4 separate regions of the Mus musculus genome follow, and regions 2, 3 and 4 are each linked to region 1. Evidence: chromatin loops called from intact Hi-C (ENCODE). Cell type or tissue: left cerebral cortex. All regions are shown on one strand. Region 1 has its middle 9.1 kb from the start of Gm7827. Region 2 overlaps Gm5373. Region 3 holds the start of Gm40504 (a long non-coding RNA gene). Region 4 has its middle 14 kb from the start of Gm40504.

Region 1 (8,000 bases):
TGGGATTTATCCGCAAGGGATCCTTATGGAGCCAAAAACTGACAGAGGAGACAAGGCTCCAACTACACATCCTGTGCCACCAAGTTACACCTCCAGTAAGAGGAATGGGTTGCAACCTGTTGAGTCATTAACCAAAGGGTCCTACATAAAGCCTCAACTATCAGCACAGGCTAGTGCCAAGACTGTTGGATGGTCTACACAATGTGATGGTTAGGACTGATTTCTGAAGGTCACCTTTCTGTCATCACAGTGCAATAGGTTGAGCTGGGTCTAACTAGACTCTTCACCCTACTAACCAGAGTTCATAAGATTGGAAGGAAACCTGTTGCTACTGGAGGACAAAGGAAATCCTCAATATCTGTCAGCTACAAATCCTGCAACCTACAATAACACCTACAAGGCAGCTCACAACCATCTTCAAAGCCAATTATAGGCTATCCAAATCCTCTTGCATTGTCACAGGCCCAGACATGCACACAGTGAACACACATACATGTAGGCAAGATATACATACACATGAAATAAACATAATTTATCTTTCAATAATAATGGGTTTACAGGTATGTAATACACTTATGTACTAAGTTCATTCTTTGAAAGTATACAATCTAGTAGTGCTTTCTTAGTATGTCATTAAAATTATGCACCCATCACTCTGTTTTAAAAACATTTTTATCTTTGAGAAGAAACCCTAGCAATGTATTGAATCATTCCTGCATCCCTGGATGAAGTCTACTTGATCATGATGGGTGATGTTTTTAATGTGCTGCTGGATTTGTTTTGCAAGTCTTTTCTTGAGTATTTTTGCATCAATGTTTATAAAAGGAATTGGTCTGAAGTTCTCTTTCATTGTTCAGTGCTTCTTGGTTTAGGTATCAGGGTGACTGTTGCTTATACCATGAGTTTGGCAGTGTTCCTTCTGTTTCTATTTTGTGGACTAGTTTGAGGAGTATTAGCTCTTCTTGGAAGTTCTGGTAGAATTCTGCACTAAAACCATCTGGTCCTGGGCTTTTCAGTTATGAGACTTTTTTTTCTTTTAAAGTATAGAATGGAGCTTATTTAGGTCATGGGGAGGGGAGTTAAGAGGGTAGCAGAATCAGAGAAAGGCAGACAGAAGGAGAAAGTAGAGACATAGAGGCTGGTCATGGTCACATGGAGAGAGAGGAGAAGGGAGAGAGGGGGGCACAAGGAGCAAGAGAGAGGCAAGAGAGCAAGAGGTTAAGAGCTGGTTGTGAGAATGTTACTGCTTTTTCTTCTTCAGGGAGTATAAGACGGTTTAAATAGTTTACCTGATTTTGATTTAACTTTGGTAAGTGGTATGTGTCTAGAAGAAAAAAGCCCATTTCATTAAGACTTTCCAACTTTGTGGATACAGGTTTTTCAATAAAACCTATTAATTCATTGAATTTTCTGATATTCTATTGTTATGTCTCCTTTATCACCTCTGATTTTGTTTATTTGGATACTGTCTCTATGCCTTTTAGTTTGGCTAAGGGTTTGTCTATCTTGTTGATTTTCTCAAAGAACCAGCTCTTGATTTTGTTGATCCTTGGTGTTGTTTTCTTTGTGTCTAATTGATTGAGTTCAGTCCTGATTTGGATTGTTTCCTGCTGTCTACTCCTTTTGTGTGTGTTTGCCTCTTTTACTAGAGCTTTCAGACGTACTTTTAAATTTCTGGAATGTGGGCTTTCTAATCTCTTTATGGAGGCCATTGGTGCTATGAACTTTCCTCTTAGCAGCACTTTTATTGTGCCCCTTAAATTTCAGGTATATTGTGCTTTCATTTTCATTGAATTGTAGAAAGTCTTTAATTTCTTTATTTCTTCCTTGACCCAGAGATCATTGAGTAGAGAGTTGTTCAGTTCCCACGAGTGTGTAGGCTTTCTGGTTTTTCTGTTGTTATTGAAGTCCAGCTTTAACCTACTGTGTTCTGATAGGATGCAAGGGGTCATTTCAATTTTCTTGTAGCTGATGAGGCTTTCTTTGTGACCAACTATATGGTCAATTTTGGAGAAATTTCCAGAAGGTGATGAGAAAAAGTTACAAGCTCTTGATTTGGGGTGAAATATTCTACACATATTACATAGGTCCATTTGATTGATAACATCTGTTAGTTGCTTGTAGATGACTGAGGCTGGGGACGTTTCCAGTGGATGGTTGACAGGACTTGGGCACTTCTTATGGATGACTGCCAGGCTGTGGGCTTTTCCTATGAATAATTAACAGGCTGTTGGGGGTTGTTGCACAGATTTTGATAAGTTGTGTGTGTCCTGTGGATGATTGACAGGCTTTGGGTCTTGCATAGGAATGACCTATAGATGCAATTCTACAGATCTCTTGAATCTATATAAATTTTTGATAACAAATGAAAATCTAAACCCTATGTCATCAATACTTTGATTTTTTTCATTCCCATATTTCTTTTGTTTTATGCCCATGAGTAGTGTTTCCATACCTCACTACCAGCAGGAGCACAACACACTCCTAAGGTAATAGATAAAGTGTCCATGGTAATCCAGGTGCTAAATGTTAGCAAAGCAGGACCTCATGCTTTGCCATAAAATCATCAGTGTGCCCCTGGACTCATACAAAAATTGGGTAAATATCTCTACAAAGTGGTAACCTATACTATCCAACTCCCATGCTTGATATTCAAAAGGCTTTAAGCAAAATGAAACTAGGGTTCCAAAGAGTATGGCTCGTTCCATTTAATAATTTAAATTTATAGAGTGTATGAAACTTGACTGAGAAGAGGAACATAAAGATATAAGAATAGGAAGATCTGGGGAGATAGTAAAATCTATATTCTACACTATAGCTATCTAAATTATGTGTGGGAAAGAAATGGACTGATAGAACGAAAAACTACAGTTGGACAATTCAGTGTTTTTAAAGAAAACATTCAATGAGCAAAAGAATATCTTGAAACTATAATTTATAATTTATTCTTGTATTATCTATATGAAGCTCCAACTTAAAGAATAATTAGCCCCTTAGAACTACAAAATGATCAAGAAGCAAGGGGACTACAGAAAATCTACAGTTGTGTGATTGGTTCCCCTTCATAACCTAGTGCAGAATAAGAATAGGAAATAAGAATAAAGGGCAGGGGTGGTTGGTAAAACTCAATTGGTAAAATACTTGCCCTGAAAACCTGAGTGAAGATGTGGGGATAAGGGGATCCCCAAAGCTTACTTGCCTGCAAGTCTGAGAGTCAGTGTGCTTCAAGAGAGTAAATCAAACACACCAGGGATTTGGGTGAGTGAACATGTCTTTAAAACTGAGGGACCACTGGGTGGAACACACAGGGAGGCTTGATGGCCTGAGTTCTGTCCCCAGAACCCATAATGTGGCAGAAGAGAACTGTCAAGCAGCAAGTCCTCTGACCACCACACACTAGGCTCCGCATGTGTGGGACACGGGAAAATGAGAGGATGACAGTGTCAGTCTCTGTCCTTCACAGGTGTATCAATGCATACACCACATGTGCACAAGGTGAGTATGGGGGAGCAGGGTCACGGTGACAGTTCAAAATGTCTTTGTTTGGTCCATTAGCCAACACAGGAGATATTGAACTAATAATTCTTGGTGATGTCTTTGCATTAAAGTTGACAATAGATCTTATGATAAATTTTTCCGTATTATATATAACATAGTATAATTAACATGAATATTATGGAGAGATGGCTTAGCAGTTAAGAGCTCTAGTTTTGTTTGTAGTGCACTCAGTTTTGAGTGCTAGCACCACATGGCAGCTCACAACTGTCCATAACTCCTGTTCCAGGGCATTTCTCACTCAATTCTAGCATACAGTGCATAGAAAACAAACAGCAGCAAAATACTCCTCTATATAAAGCTACAAAAGTTAAGCATATACAATGAAGTAAAATGTATGTAGTTTCTTTAACTAAGTCATGTTAAAATATCCAATACAGTTCTTCAAAAGAGACAATGGGAAAGTATTTATAAACTAACTGAATTTTTTGTTTTGTTTTCCTTATAGAAGGCCTGGGAGCTGATGTCTTAAAGTACGTATGTCTAGGTGCCCAGGACCCTAAAGCAGGTAAATGATCCAGTGAGGCTCAGTAAAAAAGAGCCTAAGTATAACCTCTCCCCTCTCAGAATGCATTCCATAAAGTACAGTGTGCCCATGCTACACTCAACAGACCCAAGAAGGCTGGATAGGAAGAAGGGCACAAGAAAGGATGTTTGATTCTATTGAATGGTCATGGGATGCAGATGGAGGGAGAGAACTGCATGAGAAAGGAGATAGGGATGGAGAGGTGGGTTCATTGTCTGGTGTGGGGAGGAGGGGGGTCCATGATAATGAATGGAAATCTGCAACTGACAGGGATGGTAAGGAGGGGGCAACTTTAGGAAGAGACGGAGACATAGGATAGGGGATTCACACAAGTATCACTGTGGGTGTGCTTAGCTGTGACTCAGCATTGGCGATATGGAGCCTGGGGAGGCTTCCTCTTCTGGCTAGGCAGGAACCCCAGTGGAGCAATAGTGACATTAACCCACCCACAAAACTTTTAACCCAAAACTTTTCCTGTCTAAAGAAATGCAGGAATAGGGGATGGAGTAGAGACTAAGGGAATGGCCAACCAAAACCCCACCAAACTTGAGACCCATCCCATGGGCAAGCAACAGTCCCTGACACTATTAATGATACCCTGTTATGCTCATAGACACATACTGGTACATACTTTCCTATGAGAGAATCCACCCAGCAATGACTTAAATAGATGTAGACACCCACAGCTAAACATTAGATGGAACTTGGAGACTCTTGTGGAAAAATAAGAAGGGTGGCAGTGCCTAAGGGGATAGGAACTTCACACGAAGAACAACAGAATCAACTAATGTGGGACCATGAAAGGCAGCCTAGTTTCTGATTGAGCTAGGTTAAAAACCCCAGAGACACAGCAGATAACTCTGCAAGGAACAGTAGGTGCTTTGCCACGCTCCTAGACAACAGGATCCTAGACACCTAGGAGGCCTCTCCTCAAGACCATTTTAATGAGGTTCCTAAAGGCCTGAAGAGCATAGCCAATTAAGCTCTCCTTCCCAGACACTACTCACTGCAAAAGGTATGTAACCTCAGGCCTGCCCTGAGAAAGAGAGTATAGTTTCACTCATCACAACAGTCCTCCATGACAATAAATGCTTTAAAACCATGGACTGTTAAAGATCTTTTCCCAATCTGTTGGTTGCCTTTTTATCTTACTGACAGTGTCCTTTGCCTTATAGAAGTTTTGCAATTTTATGAAGTCCCATTTGTCAATTCTTGATCTTACAGCACAAGCCATTGGTGTTCTGGCCATGAATATTCCCCCTGTGCCCATATCTTCGAGGCTCTTCCCCACTTTCTCCTCTATAAGTTTCAGTGTCTCTGGTTTTATGTGGAGTTCCTTGATCCAGTTAGACTTGAGCTTTGTAGAAGGAGATAAGAATGGATCAATTCACATTCTTCTACATGCTAACTGCCAGTTGAGCCAGCACCATTTGTTGAAAATGCTGTCTTTTTTCACTGGATGGTTTTAGCTCCTTTGTCAAAGATCAAGTGACCATAGGTGTGTGGGTTCATTTCTGGGTCTTCAGTTCTACTCCATTGGTCTGTCTGTTGATGTACCAGTACCATGCAGTTTTTATCACAATCGCTCTGTAGTAGGACTTAAGGTAGGAGATGGTGATTCCACCAGAGGTTCTTTTATTGTTTAGAATAGTTTTTGCTACCCTAGGTAGTTATTCCAGATGAATTTGCAAATTGCCCTTTCAAACTCTGTGAAGCGTTGAGTTGGAATTTTGATGGGGACTGCATTGAATCTGTAGATTGCTTTCGGCAAGATAGCCATTTTTACTATATTAATCCTTCCAATCCATGAGCATGGGAAATCTTTCCATCTTCTGAGATCTTCTTTGATTTCATTCTTCAGAGATTTGAAGTTCTTATACAGAGCTTTCATTTCCTTAGTTAGAGTCACAGCAGGGTATTTTATATTATTTGTGAGTATAGTAAAGGGTGTTGTTTCCCTAATTTCCTTCTTAGCCTGTTTATCCTTTGTATAGAGAAAGGCCACTGAGTTCTTTGAGTTAATATTGTTTTCAGATACTTCACTGAAATTGTTTATCAGGTTTAGGAGTTCTCTGGTGGAATTTTGGGGTGTCACTTATAAATACTATCATATCATCTACAAATAGTGATATTTTGACTTCTTCCTTTCCAATTTGTATTAGTGGATATTAGCTCAGAACCTCAGAATATCCAAAATACAATTTGCAAAACACATGAAGCTCAAGAAGAAGGAAGACCAAAGTGTGGATACTTTGATAATATATCCACTCCAGTAGTGTCTCGCTTGACAGGCCAAAAACCTGGAAGCAGTCCTGAGGCAAAGAGTTTCAAGGAAACTCAGCCTCCTGGAACCTTGGCATTCCCATAGCTAGAATGCCCCAGATTTGTCCCTGCAATATCGTGGAGGGTCTTGTATGTTTTCTTACAGTATTTTACTTTATAAGAGTTAGAAATCTCAGGGCAAGCTTAACAAAGTATACTTAGAATCTTCACTACAACCAGGTATAGCAGGCTACATTGCATATTAGATGCAAGTTGGTGAATTCTTCTGACAAATGGAGATTCCCTACAGATACTTAAAAGTACAGTCAAGTTACTTTCATATGCAAGAATTTACCAAGGCCTAGGGAATATGGGGGTTTGTGGTATTGCTTTATTCATGAGAAGGTCTACTATAGCAGAACCCCCTGGTGCTAGCTTTCACAAGGCTCAAAGGAGTAGCACAAATTGTGACTAGGGTGTGAAATCCTTACCTGTCATTAGCTGACCCTAGGCAGGGCTGTTTTATCTTTTCTATAAATATTACCTATATTATATATGTTCCCTTTGTGACATTACACTCAGATTCTACACACTCTCTCTTGTTGCTTCTGTTTGTCATTCATTGATTCCTTTGCATACTTGCCACCAGAGACCCAGTTCACATAGCCAGGAGACCCAAAGAAGGGATAGTCTGCTGCAATTTGGTCCTTCTTAGCTGGGGGAACAAAATACCCATGGAAGGAGTTACAGAGACAACGTTCAGAGCAGAGACTGAAGGAAGGACCATCCAGAGACTACCCTATATAGGGATCCATCTCATGAACAACCACCAAACACAGACCCTATTGCAGATGACAAGAGTTTGCTGATAGGAGCCTAACATAGGTGTTTCCTAGGAGGCTCTGCCAGTGCCTGACAAATACAGAAGTGAATGCTCATAGTCATTCATTGGATGGAACACAGGGTCCCCAATGAAGGAGCTAGAGAAAGTACCCAAGGAGCTAAAGGGGTCTGTAGCTATACTGGAAGAACAACAATATGAACTAACCAGTACCCCCAGAGCTCCCTGGGACTAAACCACCAATTAAAAAAAAACCCACATGGTGGGACTTGTGTCTCTAGCTGCATATGTAGAAGAGGATGCCCTAGTCACTCATCAATGGGAGGAGAGTCCCTTGGTCTTGGGAAGATTCTATGACCCAGTACAGGGGAATGCCAGGGTCAGGAAGTGGCAGTGGGTGGGTTGGGGAGCAGGGGGAGGGGATGATAGGGGATTTTCAGAGAGGAAACTAGGAAAGGGGAAAGCATTTGAAATGTAAATAAATAAAATATCTAATAAAAAATGGACTGCTTCTTCTCATCAGAATTCTCCATGGTGAACAACATAACAGGTCTTCCTCTAAAGAGCCAAGTCTAATCTCCTGCAGAAGGCCTCTCTGTGCTCCCAGCCACAGTTTCCATCAAGCCATGCTTCCTGCCAGGCAAGCCAAAGACTCTCCTCCCAGAGGGAGACCCAGCTGGAGCTCTCCTCCTCCCCCTTTTCCCTTTGGCTCTGGGTAAGATCCAGCCCTCAGGCCCCCACTCCAGTCTCAGCTCTTCTGAGGCATCCAGTGGCATCTGGAATGTCCAAGAGCCTGAGAACCTGTTGTCCTCGACT
Region 2 (8,000 bases), 710 kb before region 1:
AGTTTGCATAGCTACTAAGGGGGTCTTTCCAGCAGCTCATGCCATGGGAGGCAATGGAAGTTTATGCTGAGCTTCTTTGCATTGCAAATGAGCTAGGCACCAGTGCTAGAACTGAGGGCCTTTAGCATCTTCCTCAGAAGATCTAGAGTAGAGAAACACACTGATCTCTCTAGAGCTTTGTCACACTTGCAGCTGGAAATCCTTTGCAAAGGGCTTTGGGTCTCCTGTATTTGGCTATGTTGCAGAGCCATAGACTGAGCTTCCCTGTGCTAGGAATGGGTATCCCCCTCAGTGAAGGAAGTTCAAGTCAATACTTGGAGAAGTCCCTTCATTTCTGTCCAAGATGAGTTCGCTCACTTAGAGTTGTGCCAGCATCCCTAGGGCAGAGACAGAAAGCAGCAATGGCAACACAATTCACTGTGGGATAACACTTCAGGCTAAGATGACACTTTTTGTGTCTGATAGGGCTCAGGATCTTAGATATTTTGCAAATTTATTATGAATAGTAACTTTGGATAAAATTTTCTCTTCGAATTTTAAAAATATAAGAATGTGGAAAGGAAGAGTTCTAATATATTTATTCTTACAAATCAATATTCACCTTAAAAGCTTTTCATAAATGGTGTCAAAGCATATCAGGTCACAAAAATATTAGCCTCAGCACTGGCTACCATTGTTTAATGACAAATTTTGCCTTCCTCTTTTGTAGTTACTGAGAAAATTACTAGAAGAACATCACTTGGTTTCCTGAATTCCAAGAATGGTTTGTACAGGTGAGTGTGGACTGTAGGGGCTAACAGCTTCTGGGATAGGCAGAAGCCACAGAGCTTCTGGGGCAGACCACATTTTGGGCTCCAGACATCTGGGCACCATCCTTGAAAGAGGAGAGGTGTCCGGCCCACCCAGGAGGGCTTTGCCACAGCATCTGGGGGGAGACATCTTGGTTCCTGGATCCCGCCCAGATTAATCTGCATAGGTGAAAGTGTTGACTACAGAAGCTACACAGATTCTGGGATAAGCCCTCTTTCAGGCCTTCATCTTCTGCCAGGAGGGAGGTCGGAATGCCAGATATCTGTCCACCTTCCATGCAAGAGGAGAGCATGCCTTCAGAGAGTGCTCTAACCACTGTAACTCAGGAGAGAGCTAATCTTCAAGGTCTGCTGATAGAGGCTAACAGAATCACAAGAGGAACAAGCTCTAACCAGAGACAATTATAACAACTAACTCAAGAGATTACCAGATCACAAAAGGCAAACGTAAGAATCTTACTAACAGAAACCAAGACCACTCCCCATCATCAGAACCCAGCACACCCACCTCAGCAAGACCTGGGTACCCCAATACACCCGGAAAGCTAGACCCAGATTTAAAAGCATATCTCATGATGATGGTAGAGGACATCAAGAAGGACTTTAATAACTCACTTAAAGAAATATAGGAGAACATTGCTAAAGAATTACAAGTCCTTAAAGAAAAACAGAAAAACACAACCAAAGAGGGGAAAGTCCTTAAAGAAAAACAGGAAAACACATCCAACAGGTAATGGAAATGAACAAAACCATACTAGACCTAAAAAGGGAAGTAGACACAATAAAGAAAACCCAAAGTGAGGCAACACTGGAGATAGAAACCCTAGGAAAGAAATCTGGAAACATTGATGTGAGCATCAGCAACAGAATACAAAAGATGGAAGAGAGAATCTCAGGTGCAAAAGATTCCATAGAGAACATCGGTACAACAATCAAAGAAAATGCAAAATGCAAAAAGATCCTACCTCAAAACATCCAGGAAATCAGGGATACAATGAGAAGACCAAACCTACAGATAATAGGAGTAGATGAGAATGAATATTTTCAACTTAAAGGGCCAGCAAATATTTTCAACAAAATTATAGGAGAAAACTTCCCAAACCTAAAGAAAGAGATGCCCATGAACATACAAGAAGCCTACAGAACTCCAAATAGACTCGACCAGAAAAGAAATTCCTTGTGACACATAATAATCAGAACAACAAATGCACTAAATAAAGATAGAATATTAAAAGCAGTAAGGGAAAAGGTCAAGTAACATATAAAGGCAGGCCTATCAGCGTTACACCAGACTTTTCACCAGAGACTATGAAAGCCAGAAGATCATGGACAGATGTTATACAGAAATTAAGAGAACTCAAATGCCAGCCTAGGCTACTATACCCAGCCAAACTCTCAATTACCATAGATGGAGAAACCAAAGTATTCCACAACGAAACCAAATTCACATATTATCTTTCCATGAATCCAGCCCTTCAAAGGATAATAACAGAAAAAAAAAAAAAAACAAGGACAGAAACCATGGCCTAGAAAATGCAAGAAAGTAATCCTTCAGCAAACCAAAAAGAAGACAGCCACAAGAACAGAATGCCAACTCTAACAACAAAAATAATAGGAAGCAACAATTACTTTTTCTTAATATCTCTTAATATCAATGGAGTCAATTCCCCAATAAAAAAACATAGACTAACAGACTGGCTACACAAACAGGACCCAACCTTTTGCTGCTTACAGGAAACCCATCTCAGGGAAAAAGACAGACACTACCTCAGAGTGAAAGGCTGGAAAATAATTTTCCAAGCAAATGGTCTGAACAAACATGCTGGAGTAGCCATTCTAATATCAAATAAAATCGACTTCCAACCCAAAGTTATCAAAAAACACAAGGAGGGACACTTCATACTCATCAAAGGTAAAATCCTCCAAGAGGAACTCTCAATTCTAAATATCTATGCTCCAAAAGCAAGGGCAGCCACATTCATTAAAAAAACTTTAGTAAAACTCAAAGCACACATTGCACCTCACACAAAAAGGTGGGAGACTTCAACACACCACGTTCACCAATGGACAGATCGTGGAAACAGAAACTAAACAGGGATACAGTGAAACTAACAGAAGTGATGAAACAAATCTGTCTGGCGGTTCCTCAGAAAATTGGACATAGTACTACCGGAGGATTCTGCAATACCTCTCCTGGGCATATATCCAGAAGATGTTCCAACCGGTAAGAAGGAAACATGCTCCACTATGTTCATAGCAGCCTTATTTATAATAGCCAGAAGCTGGAAAGAACCCAGATGCCCCTCAACAGAGGAATGGATACAGAAAATGTGGTACATTTACACAAGGGAGTACTACTCAGTTATTAAAAAGAATGAATTTATGAAATTCCTAGGCAAATGGTTGGACCTGGAGGGCATCATTCTGAGTGAGGTAACCCTTCACAAAAGAACTCACATGGTATGTACTCACTGATAAGTGGATATTAGCCCAGAAACTTAGAACACCCAAGATACAATTTGCAAACCACATGAAACTCAAGAAGAACGAAGACCAAAGTGTAGACACTTTGCCCCTTCTTAGAATTGAGAACAAAACACCCATGGAAGGAGTTACAGAGACAAAGTCTGGAGCTGTGACGAAAGGATGGACCATCTAGAGACTGCCATATCTGGGGATCCATCCCATAATCAGCTTCCAAACGCTGACACCATTGCATACACTAGCAAGATTTTGCTGAAAGGACCCTGATATAGCTGTCTCTTGTGAGACTATGCCGGGGCCTAGCAAACACATAAGTGGATGCTCACAGTCAGCTATTGGATGGATCACAGGTCCCCCAATGGAGGAGCTAGAGAGTACCCAAGGAGCTAAAGGGATCTGCAACCCTATAGGTGGAACAACATTATGAACTAATCAGTACCCCAGAGCTTTTGACTCTAACTGCATATGCATCAAAAGATTGCCTAGTCGGCCATCACTGGAAAGAGAGGCCAATTGGACATGCAAACTTCATATGCCCCAGTACAGGGGAACGCCAGGGCCAAAAAGTGGGAGTGGGTGGGTAGGGGAGTGGGTGGGGGAGGGTATGGGGGACTTTTGGGATAGCATTGGAAATGTAAATAAGGAAAATACCTAATAATAATTTAAAAAAAAGACTTGGAAGTTCCCTTCCAGTCCATGCCAACACTGGAGTACCTTGGGCACAGAGTCTGCGGACACCTGCAAGGTACCCACAGGACCCTCCGTGGGATCTTAAGACCTCTGGTAAGTGGATCACAACTTCTGCCAGGAGGCAGGTTCGAACACCAGATATATGGGCACCTTCCCTGCAAGAGGAGAGCTTGCCTGCAGAGAGTACACTGAACACTGAAACTCAGGAGAGAGCTAGTCTCCCAGGTCTGCTGATAGAGGCTAACATAATCACCTGAGGAACAAGCTCGAACCAGAGACAACTACAACAACTAACTCCAGAGATTACCAGATGGCGAAAGGCAAACATAAAAATCTTACTAACAGAAACCAAGACCACTCCCCATCATCAGAACACAGCATTCCCACCCCACCCAGTCCTGGGCACCCCAACACACCGGAAAAGATAGTCCCTGATTTAAAAGCATATCTCATGATGATGGTAGAGGACATCAAGAAGGACTTTAATAACTCACTTAAAGAAATACAGAAGAACACTGCTAAACAGGTAGAAGACCCTAAAGAGGAAGCACAAATATCCTTTAAAGAATTGCAGGAAAACAAGACCAAACAGGTGATGGAATTGAATAAAACCATCCAAGGCCTAAAAAGGGAAGTAGACACAAAGAAAACCCAAAGTGAGGCAATGCTGGAGATAGAAAACCTAGGAAAGAAATCTGGAAACATTGATGTGAGCATCAGCAACAGAATACAAGAGATGGAAGAGAGAATCTCAGGTGCAGAAGATTCCATAGAGAACATCGGCACAACAATAAAAGAAAATACAAAATTCAAAAGATCCTAACTTAAAACACCCAGGAAATCCAGGACACAATGAGAAGACCAAACCTACAGATAATAGGAGTAGATGAGAATGAAGATTCTCAACTTAAAGGGCCAGCAAATATCTTCAACAAGTTATAGAAGAAAAGTTCCCAAACCTAAAGAAAGAGATACCCATGAGCATACAAGTAGCCTACAGAACTCAAAATAGACTGGACCAGAAAAGAAATTCCTCCTGACACATAATAATCAGAACAACAAATGCACTAAATAAAGATAGAATATTAAAAGCAGTAAGGGAAAAAGGTCAAGTAACATATAAAGGCAGGCCTATCAGCATTACACCAGACTTTTCACCAGAGACTATGAAAGCCAGAAGATCCTGGACAGATGTTATACAGACACTAAGAGATCACAAATGCCAGCCCAGGCTACTATACCCAGCCAAACTCTCAATTACCATAGATGGAGAAACCAAAGTATTCATGACAAAACCAAATTCACACAATATCTTTCCACGAATCCAGGCCTTCAAAGGATAATAATGGGAAAACACCAATCCAAGGTTGGAAACTATGCCCTAGAAAAAGCAAGAAAGTAATCCCTCAACAAACCAAAAAGAAGACAGCCACAAGAACAGAATGCCAGCTCTAACAACAAAAATAATAGGAAGCAACAATTACTTTTCCTTAATATCTCTTAATATCAATGGACTCAATTCCCCAATAAAACAACATAGACTAACAGACTGGCTACACAAAAAGGACCCAACATTTTGCTGCTTACAGGAAACCCATCTCAGGGAAAAAGACAGACACTACCTCAGAGTGAAAGGCTGGAAAACAATTTTCCAAGCAAATGGTCTGAAGAAACATGCTGGAGTAGCCATTCTAATATCAAATAAAATCGACTTCCAACCCAAAGTTATCAAAAAAGACAAGGAGGTACACCTCATACTCATCAAAGGTAAAATCCTCCAAGAGGAACTCTCAATTCTGAATATCTATGCTCCAAATGCAAGGGCAGCCACATTCATTAAAGAAACTTTAGTAAAACTCAAAGCACACATTGCACCTCACACAATAATAGTGGGAGACTTCAACACACAACTTTCATTAATGGAAAGATTATGGAAACAGAAACTAAACGGGGACACAGTGACACTAACAGAAGTTATAAAAAAAATGGATTTAACAGATATCTACAGAACATTTTAATCCTAAAACAAAAGGATATACTTTCTTTTCAGCACCTTGTGGTACCTTCTCCAAAATTAACCATATAATTGGTCACAAAAAAGGCCTCAACAGATACAAAAATATTGAAATTGTCCCATGCATCCTATCAGATCACCATGGACTAGGGCTGATCTTCAATAACAACATAAATAATGGAAAGCCAACATTCACGTGGAAACTGAAAATCACTCTACTAGTGATACCTTAGTCAAGGAAGGAATAAAGAAAGAAATTAAATACTTTTTAGAGTTTAATGAAAATGAAACCTCAACATACCCAAACTTATGGGACACAATGAAAGCATTTCTAAGAGGGAAACTCATAACTCTGAGTGCCTCCAAAAAGAAACTAGAGAGAGCACACACTAGCAGATTGACAACACACCTAAAAGCTCTAGAACAAAAGGAAGCAAATTCACCCAAGAGGAGTAGACGGCAGGAAATAATCAAACTCAGGGGCGAAATCAACCAAGTAGAAACAAAAACTATTCAAAGAATCAACCAAAGAGGAGCTGGTTCTTTGAGAAAATCAACAAGATAGATAAACCCTTACCCAGACTCACTAGAAGGCAGAGGGACAGCATCCTAATTAACAAAATCAGGAATGAAAAGGGAGACATAACAACAGATCCTGAAGAAATCCAAAACACCATCAGATCCTTCTACAAAAGGCTATACTCAACAAAACTGGAAAACCTGGATGAAATGGACAAATTTCTAGACAGATACCAGGTACCAAAGTTAAATCAGGATCAGGTTAATGATCTAAACAGTCCTATATCCCCTAAAGAAACAGAAGCAGCTATTAATAGTCTCCCAACCAAAAAAAGCTCAGGACCTGATGGGTTTAGTGCAGAGTTCTACCAGACCTTCAAAAAAAGATTTAATTCCAGTTCTTCACAAACTATTCCACAAAATAGAAGCAGAAGGTACCCTACCCAATTCATTCTATGAAGCCACAATTACTCTGATACGTAAACCACAGAAAGACCCAACAAAAATAGAGAACTTCAGGCCAATGTCCCTTATGAATATCGATGCAAAAATATCAATAAAATTCTCGCTAACTGAATCCAAGAACACCACAAAACAGTCATCCATCCTGACCAAGTAGGTTTCATTCCAGGGATGCAGGGATGGCTTAATATGAAGAAATCCATCAACATAATCCATTATATAAACAAACTCAAAGACAAAAACCACATGATCATCTCTTTAGATGCGGAAAAAGCATTTGACAAAATCCAACACCCATTCATGATATAAGTCTTAGAAAGATCAGGAATTCAAAGCCCATACCTAAACATGATAAAAGCAATCTACAGCAAACCAGTAGCCAACATCAAAGTAAATGATGAGAAGCTGGAAGCAATCCCACTAAAATCAGGGACTACACAAGGCTGTCCACTTTCTCCCTACCTATTCAACATTGTACTTGAAGTCCTAGCCAGGGCAATTCGACAACAAAAGGAGATCAAGGGGATACAAATTGGAAAGGAAGAAGTCAAAATATCACGTTTTGCAGATGATATGATAATATATATAAATGTCCCTAAAATTCCACCAGAGAACTCCTAAACCTGATAAACAGCTTCAGTGAAGTAGCTGTATATAAAATTAACTCAAACAAGTCAATGGCCTTTCTCTACACAAAGGATAAACAGGCTGAGAGAGAAATTAGGGAAACGACACCCTTCTCAATAGTCACAAATAATATAAAATACCTTGGCGTGACTCTAAGGAAGTGAAAGATCTGTATGATAAAAACTTCAGGTCTCTGAAGAAAGAAATTAAAGAAGATCTCAGAAGATGGAAAGACCTCCCATGCTCATGGATGGGCAGGATCAATATAGTAAAAATGGCTTATCTTGCCAAAAGCAATCTACAGATTCAATGCAATCCTCATCAAAATTCTAACTCAATTCTTCAACGAATTAGAAAGGGCAATCTGCAAATTCATCTGGAATAACAAAAAACCT
Region 3 (8,000 bases), 680 kb before region 1:
CCTGGTCCCTAAGGACTCCCTGCCTTCTCCTCTTTCTCCCAAATTACATTAGATTCTAGAAAAGGTGCTACTGTTAGACCAAAAATAATTTACCCCATTTTGTATAAGAAGTTGTCAGACGAACCCCTCGATCCTGCCTCGGAGGCAGAATTGGATGAGGAAGCCTTTTTTTTTTTTTTTTTTTTAAGATTTATTTACTTATTATATTATTTAGTACATTGTAGCTGTCCTCAGACACTCCAGAAGAGGGCATCAGATTTCGTTATGGATGGTTGTGAGCCACCATGTGGTTGCTGGGATTTGAACTCAGGACCTTTGGAAGAGCAGTCGGCGCTCTTAACCACTGAGCCATCTTGCCAGCCCCAGAGGAAGCCTTTAAATATGAAAAAGACCACTATGGTCCCAGGCCCGGTGCCTATCTTACCATCGAGCCCTTCAATTTCCACCCTCCTCCTTATTTGCCCCTCTTTCTCCCTAATCCTCAGCCTAATCCTCGGCCTGTATCACTAGCTTCTCCGTATGTTCAGCTATTACTTCAAACTAAAAGAGAACTTCAGACTCAGATCACCAATCTTAAAGATGTTCTAGGGCTTCAAAAGGAGCTACAAGACCTCAGTCTAGAGACTCAGAGTCTACAAAGAGCCCTCATGGGGAACCTTCAAGGTCCCATCCCAAAAACCCCTCAAACTGGCCGCAAGGGTCCCACTCAGAAACAAGGGAATGAAAAATTGGCTTTTCCTGTTCTCACCTGATATCGAGCCCGTCAGGCTGCTCCAGGTCATGATGACCCCTCCACCACTGGCTCCTCCGATAAAGATCAGGGGGAACCAGAGAGTGAAGAAGAGGAGGATCAAGCAAACTCTGATTCTGATGAGGGTGGCATGTCCCCCGATGAAGGGTTGGACACCAACAGCCAAACAGTCCACAAAAAGCTAAAACTGAGACATGTAAAAGATCTTCATTCAGTAGTCAAAAATTATGGGGTTAATGTCCCGTTCACAGTATCTATATTAGAAGGTTTAGCAGGAGAAGGCTACTTGATACCCAATGAATAGAATAAAGTTGTTCAGTCTGTCCTCATTAGAGGCCAATATTTAACTTGGAAGTCAGAGTTTGTGGACAGAGGAAAAAATTTGGCTGCAAATAATAGAAAGAATCCTACTAGTAAGACAGCCTCCTGGACTGCTGATAAAATTTGTGGTAAAGGCAATTTCGCTGCAGACATAAAACAATTAGGGCTCTCCCCTGGTATCCTCGCCCAGATGGCACAGGCAGCCCTGGGAGCTTGGCACGCTGTCCCTGCTGCAGGGGCGCTAACTACGCCACTAACCAAGATTATACAAGGGCCCCAAGAGTCCTATGCCCAGTTTGTTGCCAGATTGCAGGAAGCAGCTGAGAGAATTTTGGGACCTGAGGAAAGTGAGGGTCCGTTAGTCCTACAACTTGCTCTTGAAAATGCCAATTTCGCATGTAGAGCTGCCCTGAGAGGTAACTAAGAGTTTAGATATAAATGGTATGATCAAGCTTTGTAATGAGGTAGATGTGTTTTCCCAACAAGTTTCTAAGTCTGTCAACCTGGCTACTGGGGCTGCTCCACAACTAAATAAAGGAGAAAAAACTTGCTATAGATACAACGAACCTGGACATTTTGCTAGAGGATGCCCTACACAAGGACAGAGTACCCTAGTCTCAACCATGCCTGTTACCCAACAAAAATCCCCCCCCCGTCTTTGCCCTAAGTGCAAGAGAGGCCACCATTGGGCACGAGATTGCTGATCTAAGACTGATATCAATGGCCACCCACTCCCTGCGGTCCAGGGAAATAGCCAGAGGGCCCGCCTGCGGGGCCTGTCTCCCCTGATGACAACTGCAGACAACACCCTAGCCCCCATGGGAGATTGTGCAGGGCCACGGCAGGGAACCCAGGGTTGAACCTGTGTGCCTCCACCACCAGGATTATAACTCCTGAGGAGGGAACAGTGGTCATTGAAACAGGTGAATTTGGGCCCCCTCTCCAAAAGACGTTTTTTTCTCATCATTGGCCGAGTGTCCAGACTTTTACAAGGCCTAACAGTGACTCCTACAGTGGTTGACACCGACTACCATGGGGAGATAAAAATGTTAGTCACCGACACGCAGGGACCACTTACCCTTAGGGCTGGAGAGCGCATAGCCCAAGCCCTACCACTCCCACTATTCGGCCATTTCCCTTATATGAAAGAGGAGCAAGGACCTTCCTCCCTGGGATCCTCGGAAGTCTACTGGGCACAGAAAATAACTGATTCACGGCCCATGCTGACTTTGTTTCTAGAGGGCAAACAGTTTCAAGGGCTCCTGGATACCAGGGCAGATGCGACAGTAATTTCCTCAACACATTGGCCTGCAACCTGGCCCTTACAGCCCACTGCCACTCATTTAAAAGGCATAGGTCAAACACAGGACACTTTAAAAAGCTCCAAACTGCTAACATGGTCAGACAAAGAAAACAGTACTGGAACTGTTCAACCCTTTGTGGTTAAAGGTCTTCCTGTGAATCTATGGGGAAGAACTTAGAGGCTTGGAAAAGTTCTCACCCTCTCGCCTGGGACCTAAGATTGTATCAAGATAACTATGATAATGACCTTTAACGTTCAGCTTCTTAAAACCATCCCTAATAATCATAAAGCATCTATAGGACCTAATTCCCAATTACATCACCCTAAACCCCCAAACAGTCCCCGACTTCCAGGTATCCACCCCCCTGTTCCTGCCCCAGGGTGTGCTACGACCCTATTTCAGCCCACTCTCCCTGTGGGGACCACCTCTTCCACTGATTTACTGTGGTCTATATTGAATGCTTCTCCTTTATTTAGCCTTGTTGGATAAGACACAAAGAGATAATGTGTCAGAATTTGAAGATTGTTGGATGTATTTTTCTGCTTCCCCGCCCTTTTATGAGGGCATAGCCTTATTTGGAAATTTTACCCTGCTTTCAGATGCTAGGCAGCTCCCCTTCGAGTCAGTTCAGCTTACCTTGACAGAACTCTCTGGGGTAGGAAGTTGTGTGTTGGGCCCAGGCATGCTTCTGCCTCGGCCCTTGCTAGAGATTTACAATAACACGTTTAGAATAAATAAAAATAGGTATTCTTATCTTCTTGCCCCAAATGATACCTTTTTGGCATGTTCCACGGGCCTTACACGGTACATTATTATACATATACAATAAATAATAGAGATTATTGTGTCTTGGTTCAGCTTTTTCTAAATTTTAGTATTCATGAGTCAGATGACTTACTGAAGTTTTGAGATCGAGGTGCCTCCTTGCCATCCCGCCACAAAAGAGAGCCTATCTCGGCAGTGACCCTTGCGTTCCTTCTTGGCCTGGGTGTGACTGGGACAGGGACCAGAATCGCAGCCCTTGTGTTGTCTCAACAGAATTCGAGCAATTACCATCTGCTCAATGAGGCTATTAGCCAAGATATTGAGAATATAAAAAGGGGCCTAGATGATCTTACTGATTCCTTGGTCTCCCTTTCAGAAGTTGCCCTTCAAAATAGAAGGGGATTAGATTTGCTCTTTCTACAACAAGGAGGCTTATGCGCTGCACTTAAGGAAGAATGCTGCGTATATGTTGATAAAACTGGATTAGTTAAAGATAGCATTGCCAAGGTTACTGCCAGTTTAGAAAAAAGAAAAAGAGAGAGAGAACAACAAGAGTCATGGCACCAAAATTGGTTTTCAACCTCCCCCTGGCTTTCGACCTTGTTGCCCTCCCTTTTGGGGCCCCTATTGGGACTCCTATTATTGATTTCCTTCGGTCCTTGGGCATTTCAGAAATTGACCTGATTTGTTAAATCTCAAATTGATTCATCTCTTTCAAGTGCATCTGTTTCAGTTCATTACCATCGGCTGGACATTGGCAATAACAAGCAGGTTACTGGAGAAGAGTCAGACGTGGATACAGCTTCGTCACCCTTGTCTCGTGGAGAGAGACTCAATTTTCATAAAATGCTTAAGTAAGATCATTCCCCTCCCCCTAAATTCGGCCATCAGTCTCATGCCACGAATCATTTATAGATTGCCGTAGTCTGTGCTTCCAACATGGTAATATACATTCTCGACACATTGGAAACTAAACAGTCATCCCAGGCTAGATACATGGAAAAATTGGAACTTGAAGCCATCACCCATGAGAGTTGTGAGACTAAGTACTACACAGAGATTAGTCTGGAAGCTGTTAGACAGTCTCTGAGAGGTATGTCTGATTGCATAAAGGTTGAGTGCCCTAGGGTCCTTCCCCCAGGAAAATGACACAGAAGCAGGTCAGGGTTACTCTGGGTAAAAATCTGTGGGCCTGAGAGTCAATCCTGTACATGGCCCCTAACATTGCACACTGGGGATCAGACCTCTACCTCTACCCATGGAGCTTGCTTCGTTCCTAAATCCCTTGGCTATCCCAGGTTATACACAACAGACTGGAACCATTAATTCAAGCCTCATAGATGACTTGTCCTTGTGTTCTTCGTGGTTTAGAGAATCACCCAGTGAGCAAACAAACGTTTAGGTGGTCGTTAAAAATGTGGCTACAAATTTATTATATAAGATGCCTTAATAAAAATATTAAAACGGGGGAGATGTTGGGAGCTATTAAGACAAAACTATTGTCCTGATCTCTGAATTGGGCCTCTCCCCCGAGAAGAAAAGGGGGTCAAAAGATATGGGCACAGGGAAAAAAATTCCTGAATAGAACAGCAATGGCTTGTGCTGTAAGATTGAGAATTGACCAATGGGACCTCATAAAACTGCAAAGCTTCTGCAAGGCAAAAGACACCGTCAATAAGACAAAAAGACCACCAACAGATTGGGAAATGTTCTTTACCTATCCTAAATCAGATAGGGGACTAATATCCAATACATATAAAGAACTCAACAAGGTGGACTCCAGAAAATCAAATAACCCCTTTAGAAAATGGGGCTCAGAGCTAAACAAAGAATTCTTACCTGAGGAATACTGAATGGCTGAGAAGCACCTGAAATAATGTTCAGCATCCTTAATCATCAGGGAAATGCAAATCAAAACAACCCTGAGAGTCCACCTCACACCAGTCAGAACGGTTAAGATCAAAAATTCAGGTGACAGCAGATGCTGGCGAGGATGTGGATAAAGAGGAACACTCCTCCATTGTTGGTGGGATTGCAAGCTTGTACAATCACTCTGGAAATCAGTCTGGCAGTTCCTCAGAAAATTGGACATAGTACTACCAGAGGATCCCACAATACCTCTCCTGGGCATATATCTAGAAGATGTTCCAACTGGTAAGAAAGACACATGCTCCAGTATGTTCATAGCAACCTTATTTATAATAGCCAGAAGCTGGAAAGAACCTAGATGCCCCTCAACAGAGGAATGGATACAGAAAATGTGGTACATTTACACAATGGAGTACTACTCAGCTATTAAAAAGAATGAATTTATGAAATTCCTAGGCAAATGGTTGGACCTGGAGGGCATCATCCTGAGAGAGGTAACCCTTCACAAAAGAACTCACATGATATGTACTCACTGATAAGTGGATATTAGCCCAGAAACTTAGAACACCCAAGATACAATTTGCAAACCACATGAAACTCAAGAAGAACGAAGACAAAAGTGTGGACACTTTGCCCCTTCTTAGAATTGGGAACAAAACACCCATGGAAGGAGTTACAGAGACAAAGTTTGGAGCTGAGACAAAAGGATGGACCATCTAGAGACTGCCATATCCAGGGATCCATCCCATAATCGGCCTCCAAACGCCTACACCATTGCATACACTAGCAAGATTTTGCTGAAAGGACCCTGATATAGCTCTCTTGTGAGACTATGCTGGAGTGTAGCAAACACAGAAGTGGATGTTCACAGTCAGCTATTGAATGGATCACAGGGCTCCCAATGGAGGAGCTAGAGAAAGTACCCAAGGAGCTAAAGGGATCTGCAACCCTATAGGTGGAACAACAACATGAACTAACATGTACCCCGGAGCTCTTGTCTCTATCGGCATATGTATCAAAAGATGGCCTAGTCGGCCATCAGTGGAAAGAGAGGCCCTTTGGTCATGCAAACTTTATATGCCTCAATACAGGGGAACACCAGGGCCAAAAAGTGGGAGTGGGTGGATAGGGGAGTGGGGGGGGGAGGGTATGGGGGACTATTGGGATAGCATTGGAATTGTAAATGAGGAAAATACCTAATAAAATATTTTTTAAAAAAACAATTACAGCTTGTCAATTATCCATAGCAAATACCCACAACCTGTCAATCTTCATAGGAAAAGCCCACAACCAATCAATCATCCACAGGAAATAGCTACATTCTGTTGTTTATGCACATGGCACACCCCCAACCTAGCAATCATCTTGAGGAAAAACCTATATCCTATCAATCATCCATAGGAATTCCCCACAGCTTGAGAATCATCCATAAGAAATGCACATAGCTGATAGCCAAATATCACAGGGATAGTGTGGGTAGCACTGGAGTGCAGACATACCTGTGAGCACAGGTAAGACTGTAAGAACCCTCAGGACACAGGATCTGAGGAACAGCTATGGACAGGTCCTTCTGGTTTCTGTCTGCACCCCAGAGCTAACACTGTGCTACAGCTTTTCATACCCAAATTCCTCCCAGAGAGACCTGGTCTCCCAGGAGTACTGACACACAGGCTTGCAGGAGGGACAAGCCACAGTCAAAGACAGTGAGACCAGCTAGTGCCAGAGATAACCAGATGTCAAGAAGCAAGGGCAAATGCATAAGCAACAGAAACCAAGCCTACTTGGCATCATCAGAACCCAGTTCTCCCACTACAGCAAGCCCTGGATTCCCCAACACACCACAAAAGCAAGTCTCTGATTTAAAATAACATCTCATGATGATGATAGAGGACTTTAAGAAGGATGTAAACAACTCCCTTAACATGCAGGAGAACACACGTAAACAGAAGCCCTTAAAGAGGTTACATTAAAAAAAAATCCCTTAAAGAATTACAGCAAAACACAACAAACAGGTGAAGAAATTGAACAAAACCATCCAGGATCTAAAAATGGAATTAGAAACAATAAAGAAATCACAAAGAGAGACAGCCTTGGAGATAGACCACCTAGGAAAGGTCAGTAGTTATAGATGCAAGCATCACCAACAAAATACAAGAGCTAGAGAAGAGAATCTCAGGTGCAGAAGGGAACATAGAAAACATTGACACAACAGTCAAAGACAATGCAAAATGCAAAGAGTTCCTAATCTAAAACACCCAGGAAATCCAGGACACAATGAGAAGACCAAACTTAAGGATAGAAGACTATGAAGAGTCCCAACTTAAAGGGTCAGTAAATATCTTCAACAAAATTATAGGAGAAAACTTCCATAATCTAAAGAAAGAGACAATCATGAACATACAAGAAGCCTACAGAACTCCAAATAGATTGGACCAGAAAAGAAATTCCTCTTGACACATAATAGACAAAACACCAAATGCACTAAACAAAGAAAGAATATTAAAAACATTAAGGGAAAAAGGTCAAGTAACATATAAAGGCGGACCTATCAGAATTACACCAGACTTCTCACCAGAGACTGAAAGCTAGAAAATCCTGGGCAGATATCATACAGTCCCTAAGAGAACACAAATGCCAGCCTAGGCTACTATATCCAGCAGAACTCTCAATTACCATAGATGGAGAAACCAAGATATTCCATGACAAATCAAATTTACACCATATCTTTCCATAAAACCAGCTGTATAAAGGATAATAGATGGAAAACTCTAAAACTAGGAGGGAAACTACACCCTAGAAAAAGCAAGAAAGCAATCTTTCAACAAACCCAAAAGAAGATAGCCACAGAAACATAATTCCACCTCTAACAACAAAAATAAAGGGAAGTAACAATTACTTTTCATCAACTCTTACCATAAATGGACTCAATTCCCCCCAAAAAACATAGGTGAGCAGGCTAGATATATAAACAGGATCCAGCATTTTTCTTC
Region 4 (8,000 bases), 670 kb before region 1:
GGAGTCCCTTATAAAGTCTCCCAGTGTCCCGAGAAGGTCTTGGGGCGGTTCCATCTATGTGAGTGAGCCAGGTCTGGGTGCCAACATCCAGAGAAGAAAGCTCAGGTCTCTGGCCCCCAAACAAGTACCTTGGTCTGAGCCAACAGAATGTCAGGCTTCTTTCCTATAGAATAATAAATCCATGTTCGGAAGACTCTCCAAGCCAGGGAACATCTCTATATCAGAGGAAGAACTGTGGAGTTCAACAGTGCCTGCTCCACAGTCAGCTGTGGCCCCTTACATAGGCTCCTGGTGCAGCCAGCATGTCTGGCCTCCTGAAGGCACTGAGGTATTTATGGACTAGGAATCCAGACCAGAGATACCAAGCAGCTGCAAATTGATCCTCCTGCCTTGTCATCCCCTCCTATTTATCTGAGATGAGGTCAGAAACTGACATTGTATATTCATCCCTGGCCCCCAGAACCTGTCACTACACCCTTATTTACCAACAGACCCTATCACCAGACACAGCTGCCTCACTGCCAAAGACAGTTTAATGGATGCAGATAGTGATGAAACTTCACAGAGGCTGATGTTCCGAGGGTGCGGGCAGCCACCTGTGCTATTGTAGTGGGGAGTGCCCTCCTCCTTGTAACCTGTACAGAGACATCATGCACTGCTCTGGCGTGACTATGGTTTCTGAGCAGCTGCTGGACTTAATTAAATGGCCCTCCGTGGGTTTCTCTTGGAGATGATGACCCATGTAAAAACCCCATCCACCTGCAAAGCAGATCCTCTAGATGTGCCTGCTCCTGCCTGATCCTAGCCCTGCCTCTGTCTGGAACCCACCCAGACATGAACAGGCTTCTAATTGCATGGTGGCTTGCCAGGCCTTCCAACATCATTAGGATTCATCAACATAATGCCCTGGCTCCAGCCACAGCTGCCCAGCCAATCATGGGCCACCTTGACCTCAGGAAGGAGGTGACTTGTGATGTGAGCTCCTGCTGAGACCTCTGTTGCATCACTGTCACATGAGAAGGGGCTCCAGAAAGACTTGCCACCAAAAGCATGCTGAAGCCTGCCATCATATATTGATAAAGGCAGAAGGGAGAGGACTATGTAAATGACTTATCAATGGCCAGGCCTGGCTCTCAGGCCCTGCAGTCAGGGAGGGGCCTACATGGTGGGCTTGGTGTTATTGTAGTTGTTTTTTGATGAAACTCCTTATTTGAATTGTTGACTTGAATTCATTTTTATTGGATATTTTCTTTATTTACATTTCAAATGTTATCCCCTTTTCTGGTTCCCTCCCTGCACCCCCCCCCAAAAAAGCCCTCATTCCAGAAATTTAAAAGTACACCTGAAAGCTCTAGAACAAGAAGAAGAAAATACACCCAAGAGGAGGAGATGGCAGGAATGAATCAAACTCGGGGCTGAAATCACCAAATAGAAAAAGAGCTATACAAGGGATCAACCAAATCAAGAGCTGGTTCTTTGAGAAAATCAACAAGATAGACAAACCTTTATCCAAAATAAAGGCATAGAGACAGTATCCAAATAACCAAAATCAGAGATGATAAAGGAGACATAACAATAGACAATCAGAAAATTCAACAAATTAATAGGTTTTATTGAAAGACCTGTATCCACAAAGTTGGAAAATCTTAATGAAATGGACTTTTTTTTTTCTAGACAGATACCACTTATCAAAGTTAAATCAAGACCAGGTAAACTATTTACACAGTCCTATAATCCCTGAAGAAGTAGAAGCAGTAAAAGCCTCACAACCAGCTCTTACCCTCTTGCTCTCTTGCCTCTCTCTTCCCCCTTGTGCCCCCTCTCTCTCACTCCCTTCCCCTCTCTCTCCATGTGACCATGGCCAGCCCCTATGTCTCTACTCTCTCCTTCTGTCTGCCTTTCTCTAACTCTGCTACCCTCTTCACTCCCCTCTCCATGCCCTAAATAAGCTCTATTCTATACTTTAAAAAAAAAAGTCTCATAACCAAAAAGCCCAGGACCAGATGGTTTTAGTGCAGAAATCTACCAGAACTTCAAAGAAGAGCTAATACTCCTCAAACTAGTCCACAAAATAGAAACAGAAGGAACACTGCCAAACTCATTGTATAAGCAACAGTCACCCTGATACCTAAACCAAGAAGCCCTGAACAATGAAAGAGAACTTCAGACCAATTCCTTTTATAAACATTGATGCAAAAATACTCAAGAAAAGACTCGCAAAACAAATCCAGCAGCACATTAAAAATATCACCCATCATGGTCAAGTAGACTTCATCCAGGGATGCAGGAATGATTCAATACATTGCTAGGGTTTCTTCTCAAAGATAAAAATGTTTTTAAAACAAATAGAGTGATGGGTGCACAATTTTAATGACATACTAAGAAAGCACTACTAGATTGTATACTTTCAAAGAATGAACTTAGTACATAAGTGTATTACATACCTGTAAACCCATTATTATTGAAAGATAAATTATGTTATTTCATGTGTATGTATGTCTTGCCTACATGTATGTGTGTGCACTGTGTGCATGTCTGGGCCTGTGAAGATGCAAGAGGGATTTGGATAGCCTATAATTGGCTTTGAAAATGGTTGTGAGCTGCCTCATAGGTGTTATTTTAATGATTGCATGTCTAGTTCTTGTTCTTTTTCATAGGTTTTTCATCTCCAGTGTTGCCTTTATTTGTGTTTTCTGTATTGCTTCTATTTCCATTTTTAGATCGTGGACCATTTTATTCATTTGCTTTACCTGCTTGATTGTATTTTCCTGTATTTGTGTAAGAGATTTGTTTCCTCTTTAGGGGCTTCTATGTGTTTGAATATGTTTCCCTGTGTTTCTTTAAGGGAAATATTTATATCCTCTTTCAAGGCCTCTATCATCTTCATGAGATGGGATTTAAGGTCATAGTCTTGCTCTTCAGGTGTGTTAGGATACCCAGTGCTTGCTGTCATAGAAGAGTTCCATTTTGATGATGCCATATTACATTGGCTTCTGTAGGTTATATTTTTGGGCTTGCCTTTTGTCATCTAGTAGTCTCTGGTGTTGAGTGTCTTAAATTGAAGCAGGCCTCCCAGAAGACAGGTGAAGATATGTGTCTCACGTTTGAGCAGGCCACCTCAGTGGTAGGCAGAGTTGTTTGTATGTAGGGGTGGCAGTTGGAGCTGGCCTCTTGGCAGGTATGCAGAGCTGTGGGTACTCCATGATTGTTGCTGGTGTAGGTTTGGACTGGAAGGAAGCAGACTGTTGGAGTCCCTGCACACTGGGAGATTGTATAGGGGTAGGGGTAGTGTCTCACCTGCATGTGCTGGGTAATGGCCCACCTCTTTGGAGGTAGGAAAAGCTGCGTGTGTTGGGTTAGAGCCAGCCTCTTGACAGGCATCAGAGCTGAGGCTGATTGATTGATTGATTGATTGATTGATTGATTGATTGATTGATTTTTACAAATAATTCTCAGGCAGGGCATAAAATGTACTACCAAGGAAAAATATTGATAAGTAAGAGTTTTTCTTTGTCAAAAAGCCCCATTAGAAGTAAAAAGACAAATCTGTAAGTGGAGAAAGACATTTACTATACACATATTTAGTAAAGAAGTTGCAGAATACACACACAAAATAAGGAACTCATAAATTCCCAGTTAAAGTCAGGCCAAGTTAAAAATGAGTGAACAATTTAAACAAGTCCCATGTGGAATAAGATATACAGAGGACTAGGAAAGATATTCCTTGTGATTAGTTTTCCAGAAAATACAAGCAAAGGTTATAAGTAATAGCCTCTAGATGAATATTAGAATGACAATATGAAAAAGCCTGATAATACCAATTATTTGTGAGGATGTGGTGTGAAAATCATCCACTGATGACAACAGAATACATATTTTAGCACCTTCAACATGTTTCCAGAATGTCTATTCAAGCTGAATATAGGACCCAGTGGTTCCTTTCCTCCATACAATGGAGGATGTGTTCATATGCTCACTGAGAGTCCTGGCAGCAATATGCAGTGAGTTCTCATGTGGAAAAGTCAGGAAATTGTAATTGTTGTTATTAGAAGATGAGTCCATTCATAGAGCAGAGAGTAAGTAAATTAATGGAGTGGCTCCTATATACAACAGAGTGAAGAACTACAAAGAAGTACATGGTATGATTCTGCTACTGTAAGAGAGATAAAAGTCACCATACATAGTTCTGGAGAGATGACCCCACAGTTAAGATCGGCTTTTGCAGAGGTCCTGAGGTCAATTCCTAGCACTTGTATGGCAGGTTACAGCTGTGAGTAACTGTAGTCCCGTGGGATCTGATACCATCTTCTGATGTACATGGACATTAAATAAATAAATAAATTTGAATTTCTTTAAATTAAAAATAAATGATCATGCTAGCAGCTGAATAGAAATAATAGTTTCTGAGGTAACTTTAAAGCTCCTGTCTGTTTTGTTTTCATTTTGAGACAGGTCTCATGTAGACCCAGCTAGTTTCAAACTCACTGGTAAAGTGAGAAAGACTTTAAACTCCATGGTCCTCTTGCCTCTACCTTCTCAGTACTGGGATTACAGGAGTATACCATCACACTCAACTAAAGCACCCATGTATTGGCATGTGTCCTATTGATTTGAAAACTCAAAACTTGTCAACTTTGACTTGCACATATTTCTGTATGTATATATACTAATCCTTTAATGCATTTCATACTGAAATTTTTCACACAATAATATTGAGTGGACAGATGCCCCAAAAGGACAAGAAACGTATCCAGTGTGCTACTGGGATGAGAAGTGGAGCCAGTGCTCTGTATAACATCTTCCTCTATATTCAAATCCTTTCACATTCCTAGCTCAACTCCTTACTGGACTTAGAGCTACCAATGGCCAGTACTTGAACTATGTTTTTCTAGTCAGTACAAGGCAGGAATCCATATTTCTGAGTGTGCTTCGTGAGGAGTGGAGGTCAGAGACAAAAACCCCATCACTTACTCACTTGCTCTTTCCACTCTGGCTCTACCAGATCTCCTAAGCTTACCCTGGCTCTTGGTTCCTGTATGTACATGTGGGGATCTACCAGCAGAAAGATGTTCTTCCTCTGAGTTCTATCCTCAATAGCCCAAACTCTTGACTCCTCCTCCATACTTGGTCAAATCATTGTCATCTTTAGGACAGGAATACTTCAGTCATGTGTTCAGCAGGGCAGGTAGAGAAGAGTAAAGAATGAGGTTGAAGAAACATCTGTTATGGATAGCCACGTTTTTTCTGCTTAGACGATGACTGCACCTCTCAATCATAGGCCCCATGTGCTCAAGAAAGTAGAGTACACGTTTGGCACAACTCCATGTGGTATCAGCTCAGAACCCAACTCCCATTTCTCGCTGGCCGCAAGACACTGTCGTCTCCCTGCGTTCTTCCCCAAAATAGGGAAGGGGAGTATCAGTGTGTGCCGGCAGCTCACCAGAATAGGTAGCAGAACTGTCGTCTTGCTTCTTCCCCCATGTAACCAGAAACCTTTCCATCGCTGCCTACCAAAGAAACATGTCCTGGATGTTGATAAGAGCCCCCACTGAAAAGTCTGCCTGCAAACCTTGACAACCCCTCCACAGCTCATGAATCCAGTAGCTGATCACACATCACCCACTCCAACCTGTCAGGAGGCAAGGAAGCACCAATTGACTTCAAGCTAAGGGACAGGGTTTCCCTCCTATTAGCTCCTTTGGGCTTCTTATACATTTGGTACTAGACAAAACATAAAGTATGCAAGGGAAAACCTTATCCCATCTCAAAGGGACAGTTTTCTACCCATCTGATAACATTTGGAAACTCAATACTCTGGGATTTATGTCTGGCCAAAATCTATGCCAACCCAGGTTGTGGTTAACAGAACTCAACGACAGTCCAAAAAACAATGACATCAGGTTTGGCCTGTTCATTTGTACCCTACTGCTTACCCTTTTCCTGTAGGTTTTCCTATCCCTGCAGACCCTACCTTGACTCTACTCCAGGTCTCCCACTCTCTTACCTTCCTAAGTACCTTCCACTCCACTCCTCTTCGTCAATTTTAACCCTTGTAACACTTTCCTTCTTAGCCTTGAACCCTTGCTTTGACTTCTGAGTATTTGATTCCTATCTGCACATGGATCCAATTGTTCCTACTCCCTTAGTAGAATACTTTGGAAGTATTGCGGGAAAATCTATTTTATAGGGACTATGGTATAATTAAGAACGTGATTGTGGCATTCTTTAAAACATGTGGCACTTGCTGACTCAAGACACTAGTGAGTTATCTGAGGCTCAAATTATATACTTTTCTCCAGATTCACAGGTTCACAGGACCCAGGGCTCTTTTCTTGTCTTTTCGAGATCAAAAGAATTTGAGAACACTTTCATTTGGATCCTTTAGGGATTATACTAAAATAAGTATTAGTATTAGAAGTACATTAGTAATTACCCTTAAAACACACCCAACTGTGATAAAATGCACCTTGTCTCCTTTGCTTCATTATCTGGCCCTCAACCTTGCTGAGGCAGGATATCTCTGCTCTGGTGGTGCCATGTTATCCTGGCTGTTATTAGTTGTATTCTCAGGTTAACCTTTAACCTTGCCTGCTTGCCAGGAAGTCAGTCAGCATCCGGTATAAGCACATCAAAGAACAATAGACAGCATCTTATCCCCTGTGTTCCATTTTCCAGCCTACAACTCTGCCTGCCTCCCCAGAGGGCTTCTGGCACTAGGGACAACAAAGTAATAACTTGCTCCAAGCAATTGAACCCCCAAGTCACTTTAAAGCACACCCAACAGCAATAAAGAGGACCCTGTCTCTTGTGCTCCATTTTCAATTGTTCGATGCTACCTCCTTTCTCAGAGGCCTGCTCTTATCAGGGACAACTAGGTAAGAACTTGTCCCAAGCCTTTGAAAGACAAATTTCCTGAAAACACACCAAAGAGCCATAAACTGCACCTCACTTCCTGTACTCCAGTCTGATCAACAATTAGACATGCATTTCCTGAGACCAGTTGGCACCAGGGACACCAGGTTAGGGTGGTACTAGAAACCTCAAAGGCAAGATAAACACCCAAAATACCATAGGGCATGCAGAGACTAGGGGAGACACCTTACTTGACCTGAAGAACCAATAGTCACCAGAGGCCCAAACCACTCAGGCCAGAAGGCAGAATATAAATAACATGGGAAACATCATCCAAAACCTGAAAAAAATCAACACACACACACACACACACCAAACAAAAAGCCTCACCCATCCAACAAAGGTGTGATGGTTTATATGTGCTTGGCCCAGGGAGTGGCAGGTGTGGCCTTGTTGAAGTAGATGTGTCACTGTGGATGTGGGCTTTACAATTCTAATCCTAGCTTCCTAGAAGCCACTATTCTGCTAGCAGCCTTCAGATGAAGATGTAGAACTCTCAGCTCCTCCTGCACTATGCCTTTCTGGATGTTGCCATGTTCCTGCATTGATTATAATGGACTGAACCTCTGAGCATTTAAGCCAGCCCCAATTAACTGTTGTCCTAATAAGAGTTACCTTGGTCATGGTGTCTGTTCACAGCAGTAAGACCCTAAAAAAGACAAAAGGTAAACTATGAAATTATCATCTAAAGTTATACTAACTGCAAAATCCAGATGGCTAAAGGTTAACCAGAGAACGCAGCCAATAACAGCCAGGATAACATGGCACCACCATAGCAGAGATATCCTGTTACAGCAAGCTCTGAGTACCCCAATATAACTGAAACAAATGAAAATGACCTTAAGTCAACTCTTATGCAGATAATAGAGACCTTTCAATAGGAATTGAATAAATCTTTTAAATACAGGAAAATACAATCAAATGGGAAGGAAATGAATCAAACTGTTCAAGCCCTGAAAATGCACATAGAAGATAAAAAGATAACACAAACTGAGGGAGTGCTGGGAATAAAATCCTCAGTAAGAAAACAGAAACTACAGACACAGCAACACCAACAGAATACAAGAGATGGAAGACAGAATCTCAGG

What was found. A loop is a pair of places that touch in the nucleus more often than their neighbours do. Peaks named below come from ENCODE experiments on the same cell type or tissue, not always from the same donor. Only the 100,000 strongest peaks of a DNase experiment are listed, where the experiment ranks them.
Region 2: it touches region 1 in a loop (4-fold over the local background); 28 of 42 quality-filtered maps call a loop at or near these places.
Region 3: it touches region 1 in a loop (4-fold over the local background); 13 of 42 quality-filtered maps call a loop at or near these places.
Region 4: it touches region 1 in a loop (8-fold over the local background); 13 of 42 quality-filtered maps call a loop at or near these places.

What each region holds. Positions count from the first base shown.
Region 1 is chr8:71,127,276-71,135,275 of GRCm38, reverse strand. It overlaps a transcript of Gm7827 not described here. Among named protein-coding and RNA genes, the nearest start is that of Gm7827, 9.1 kb to the left of the region's middle. In left cerebral cortex, no CTCF peak of the experiment used is centred here; DNase peaks (open chromatin) are centred at 4,209 and 4,434.
Region 2 is chr8:71,834,423-71,842,422 of GRCm38, reverse strand. It overlaps Gm5373, which reads left to right. Exons shown (of 13, transcript XM_017313040.2): 8 at 710-773. Among named protein-coding and RNA genes, the nearest start is that of Gm40504, 22 kb to the right of the region's middle. In left cerebral cortex, no CTCF peak of the experiment used is centred here; no DNase peak of the experiment used is centred here.
Region 3 is chr8:71,808,798-71,816,797 of GRCm38, reverse strand. It overlaps Gm40504 (a long non-coding RNA gene), which reads right to left and starts at 810. Exons shown (of 3, transcript XR_870508.2): 1 at 749-810. In left cerebral cortex, no CTCF peak of the experiment used is centred here; no DNase peak of the experiment used is centred here.
Region 4 is chr8:71,797,659-71,805,658 of GRCm38, reverse strand. No RefSeq gene overlaps it. Among named protein-coding and RNA genes, the nearest start is that of Gm40504, 14 kb to the left of the region's middle. In left cerebral cortex, no CTCF peak of the experiment used is centred here; no DNase peak of the experiment used is centred here.